2 separate regions of the Homo sapiens genome follow, and region 1 is linked to region 2. Evidence: chromatin loops called from intact Hi-C (ENCODE). Cell type or tissue: endothelial cell of umbilical vein. All regions are shown on one strand. Region 1 has its middle 23 kb from the start of LYSMD4. Region 2 overlaps LRRC28 (leucine rich repeat containing 28).

Region 1 (2,500 bases), 410 kb after region 2:
GGCTGTACAGGAAGCGTAGTGGCTTCTGCTTTGGGGGAGGCTTGGGAAGCTTCCAAACATGGCGGAAGGCAAAGAGGGAGCAGGCGTCTTGCATGGCAGGGACAGGACCAAGAGTCGGGGTAGGGGGAGGTGCCAAATTTTTACTGACCACATCTCATGAGAACTCATTCACTATCAGGAGGCCAGTACCAAGGAGATGGTGCTATAGACATGTAGTATTTTAAACAAGAGAAGCTTTATTATGAAGAATTATTGGCCGGGCGCAGTGGCTCATGCCTGTAGTCCCAGCACTTTGGGAGTCGGAAGCAGGTGGATCACCTGAGGTCAGGGGTTCGAAATCATCCCGGCCAACATGGTGAAACCCCATCTCTACTAAAAATACAAAATTAGCCGGGCATGGTGGCACATGTCTGTAATCCCAGCTGCTTGGGAGGCTGAGGCAGGAGAATCACTTGAACCTGGGAGGTGGAGGTTGCACTGAGCCGAAAGCATGCCATTGCACTCCAGCCTGGGCAACAAAAGCAAAACTCTGTCTCGAAAAAAAAAAATTATTAAGCAATGAGAAGAACATAACTACAAGGTACAATGGAAAGCTAAAAGGTATCTTAGGCCTGAGGAAGAGTGATTTAGGAAAGACAAACTTGGATACCTCCCCAGGGCTTGGGTTCAGGCCTTGGAGGTTGGAGAAGGTGCGATTGCTGTTCACTGGATGACACAGAAGGTCGTTGGTTTGCCCAGACCAGATGTGATGCACATTCACTAGGCCAGCAAGAAGTCCCTCTTCAGGGGGCAGTTGGACTGCAACTGGGCAGGTGTACAGAAGGCATTGGTGTGCTGCTGATGACAACTGGAATATGCATGTCCACATTGGGAGGGCTCTAGGAAGGGGGTTGCTAGGCTGGACTGGGATGGCAAGGTTGCCGAGGGCGCACACATTTTAGCCACATGGTAGGAACTATCACCAGTTGTCTTCACACATGCTCTGCTGACCAAGGGTGCAGCCTCCGGAACCAGCAGAAGCCCTCTTCCTCCTGCAATGTCACTCTATCGCCCTCTACCGATAAATTTTAACAATGTAGTCACTGTTCCGGAGAAATGCTTAAAGGAATCCCATTCATTAGCACAGAGCAAATATTGAAGAATGAATTTAAAGCTGAGAGGCAAGAAATTGATAAATATAACAGAATCTAGGAAATCATATTGGAAAAAGATTGTATAATTGAAAGTCATCTGCCTTCTTGTCCCTGGAGTAGTACAATGAGGCAGTAAATGTTCAGCACTACTGTTTAAATTTTAATTCTGTCATAACTGGACTGCTAATAGCTAACAGTTTAGTGCCAGTTACCTTTAAAAATGGTTTATAGGCATGAACCTATCAAATGCTCACTATAAGCTTTTGAGTTAAATACCGTTATTATGCACACCTGAGGAAACTGACACATACATTTTATTTACCATAAATTCCCATCAGACCAATAGCAACAATCTTTAAAACCACCTGCTAGTGAAGGTTTGAGGGAGAGATAGTGGTCTACCTGGATTAATGTCATGATAGTTTTGATAAAATTCAACCTCTGTACACTTATAAAAAATCTCAAAACTTAAGCATTGGTCCAGGGAGCAGTTATTGGTAAAGTTAAATTCATCACATCAAAGCCAATTAATTTTTTATTTTTTATTTTGAAAAATGAAAAGTAACTTGAGAGATTATTTGTACTTTATCGTCTCAAAGAAGTCGATATCTAAAAATCTAATCTTTCTGTGATAGTTATAATAGGGAAGTACCATTTTGTTTTTTGTTCGTTTTGGGAAGAGCTACGGGAACAGAGAACTGCAATCCCCATAGTAGAATGGTTGAGTTTTTGTTGGTATTTTGCTAACAGATATTTCTTGCTTTCAGTTCTATACAGAATAATAAATCATGAAGCTAGACTTTTTGTGTCATATGGTGAGGTAATACATTGAGGAAGAACACCTTGGGAAAAAAGGTTAATGTAAAAAAGAATTCTTTTTTCATTGTCTTTTATTCCTAAAGGATTATTAGAGCTTCATTCTTAGCATTGATCAGGGTATAAAGAAACCCTAATGTCATTTTATTTTCAAAAAGAAACCCCTCTTTTTGCCTAATGAGCCCAACCATATCTAACAGAAATGCTTCTGTGACATCAGTGGGCCTTCCTTGTCAAGAGGCCAGGGTCACCACAGCAGTGTCCATCTTCCTTGCCGAAAATGGAACAAAGAACGCGAGAAAGAATGATGGTATTCAGCTGATGGAGAAAGGCCAAAATGTCCCAACAAAGGTGATACCATTAAAAAACGGACAACAATGCTTGAACACTCAGAAAACTTCCTGACAAAGAAGGTCCTTTGGGAAAATTGTCTCTTTTTAGCATAGTATTTTTGCTATGAAAATGAAGAGATGACAGCTCTATTATTTAATCAACTTGGCCCAGATATTTAATTCTGAAGAAAAATCAATATTATACAAAAACAAATGTAT
Region 2 (2,500 bases):
TTAGCACCTACTTCATAGCACGATTGTGAGAATAAGATCCATAAAACACATATCACTTACAAATACCACATAAGTATACAGTCAATATGAACTGTTTTACTCTGTAACTAGACTGTAAGGAAGTGTAGGAACTGTGTGTCTTCATGTTTGGACCCCAAGCATTGAGCACAGTGCCCAGCCCATTCCTTGTGATCTTTTTGTTACCTGAACTGTGCAAGAGAAATAGAGATTCTGCAGCATGAATATTTAAACCCACAGCAAAGGAAGCCTGCAGTCATTCAAATTCATTAAAATCTATTTATTTTAATTTAACAGTTGATGATCTACCATGTGTAAAGTTATCTTATTAAATTATAATTCACTGTGAAGTCTTATTTTGTAAAAGGTGAATAGAAAGACAGTGACTTTGTAAGAGAGTTAATGGAGTCTGTGTGTTTGTGTGTATTTAAAGAAGCTAGCACTTAAAAATTTATTACTCTGAGAAAGTGGTTGAAGGGTTCTCTTTGTAAAAAGCATCATGTAGGTAATTTAAATTCATTTTAAGAATTATTTTGGAATACACTGTAAATTATTCTGAATTTATTACTAAGAAGCCCACATTTTATAGTATTTAAAGCATTGTAATTATGACTAATAATATCTCTGATTTATTGAACTATGATAATTGGTTTAACATTGATAGAGCATTCCAAATAATTTATTTTGATTGATTGCTTTGATGTTGTTGTTTCTTTTGCCCCATCATTTTGTTGATGAGAATATACCATTCACCTTTTGATAAAATAAATGAATTTCATACTGGTCAGCATGAAGTAAACACAGATCCTGTTCTGTCCTCTCCTGTGCTGTCATTCCATGCTTGCTTTTACAGTATGGTTAAAAGGGCAGTAGCCTGAATACACAGGAGCTTTTTGTTCCATTTTCAGCCATGTGGACTGTGTATGCCAGAGCCTTGAGGTTATAAGCAAACAAACAAACAGAATTGGAGCTTGTGCAGGACTCCTAGATTTTGCTAATTTCTAAGTCAGAAACTTTGATCTGTGAGTTTGGAAGAAAAAAAGGAAATATTTTGGACACAATACAGTACTTTAAAAAGCCACATGAAAAAGTTCTTTGTGGCTGTAGCATCTGTACGACGGACAGCTTCCTTGCGTTATAGATTTTACATACTGAGCAATTTTGCACAGGAACTTTAAAAATATTATTGCGTGATGTATCTATTGTAAGGTATCGGTGCATTAATAGTAATTAAAGGAAGAAAACAAACCGCCCCAGTGGTTAGTACACGAGTGATCTCTTCCAAAGTTAATTATTGAGTGAAGGGTTTTTTATCTTAAGAATATAAGAAACATCTCAAAGCCTTTTCATGAAGTACACGTTCGTATTTCAGCCTCATAATGATTACGAATGCCATTCCATTGTGCTTGGGGGTTTTTGCCAGCCGACTGCCTTCTGGCCAGGTTCACGCTCTCAAGAGGCCATCACAGCATCGCCTTTACAGCCTGTGACCTTGCCCGGCGCTGCGGTGTCCTGGCCTCCCCACCAGGCTGTGCTGTGCCAACTAAAACAGCAGAGCTGCCTGGTTCTCTTCATCATCCTGCTGGTTCTCTTCATCATCCCACACTGTTTTGTGATCTCCTCTTTGTATTCAGAAGCAAGAGGTAAAAGACTAAGATGTATCGAGTACCAATTATTTTGCCAGGAATAAAGCTGGGCACTATATACGTTGTTTAATCTTCATAACAGGTCTGTGAGAAAGGTACTCTTATCCCCTTGTTGCACTGGAGGAAGCAGGCTCAGAACATTTCATTTCCCTTCATGTCAGGAAGCAGTTAGTAAGTGAGGAAGCAGGATTCAGACTCAGTTCTGACTCCATCACCCACTGCATTGTCTAATTTCAGTACTGCCACTCCCCACTCTATATCAGATTGTGTATTTGGAAAGTTTAAGTGTCTGTATTACATACTCATGTCCATGAGGCATTATGCTGGCTAATGTATAATACATCTGAACAGAGCAGATACTGATTTTCTTTCAGCTTTAACATAAAATAGTCTATTTCATGGTGGGCATATATAAAAAACTACCTTCCTCAGAATAGCCAGGAGGTGCAAACTGAATTATGTGGAATATTGAAAAGCTAAGACAAGATCTGAACCTAATAGCATTTTTAAATTATCAACTCATTTTTTCCTATAAAATTAACATAGGGAAAGAAGACTAAACTATGTAAGAAGTAGCAAGTGTCAGCTCTTATTTAACTGTATTGTATGATCTTTGCATGTCACCTCATTTAATTTGCATAAGCTCTTTTTGCAGTATAGAGAAAAGAGGTGCTTCCTCTGTCATGTCCCATTTTGTGCCCTTGGTTTGAGGGGATGAATCATTGTCTCTAGAGGCCGCTGCCTCCAACTCTTCTCTGTGCAATTAAAGTATAGAAAAGTGTTACTACCATTTGCTGCATGCCAAAGAGAATTCTCTCTTAACTGGCCTTCTTCTA

Evidence for each region. Peaks named below come from ENCODE experiments on the same cell type or tissue, not always from the same donor. Only the 100,000 strongest peaks of a DNase experiment are listed, where the experiment ranks them.
Region 1: a loop joins it to region 2, with 2.9 times the contacts of the local background. A loop is called at or near these places in 7 of 110 quality-filtered maps.

The regions. Positions count from the first base shown.
Region 1 is chr15:99,754,954-99,757,453 of GRCh38, forward strand. No RefSeq gene overlaps it. Among named protein-coding and RNA genes, the nearest start is that of LYSMD4, 23 kb to the left of the region's middle. In endothelial cell of umbilical vein, a CTCF peak has its summit at 1,052 (motif pointing left); a DNase peak (open chromatin) is centred at 1,058.
Region 2 is chr15:99,342,479-99,344,978 of GRCh38, forward strand. All of the region lies in intron 6 of LRRC28 (leucine rich repeat containing 28), which reads left to right. Among named protein-coding and RNA genes, the nearest start is that of LINC02244, 59 kb to the right of the region's middle. In endothelial cell of umbilical vein, a CTCF peak has its summit at 1,547; DNase peaks (open chromatin) are centred at 1,633 and 1,723; H3K27ac peaks cover 920 bases.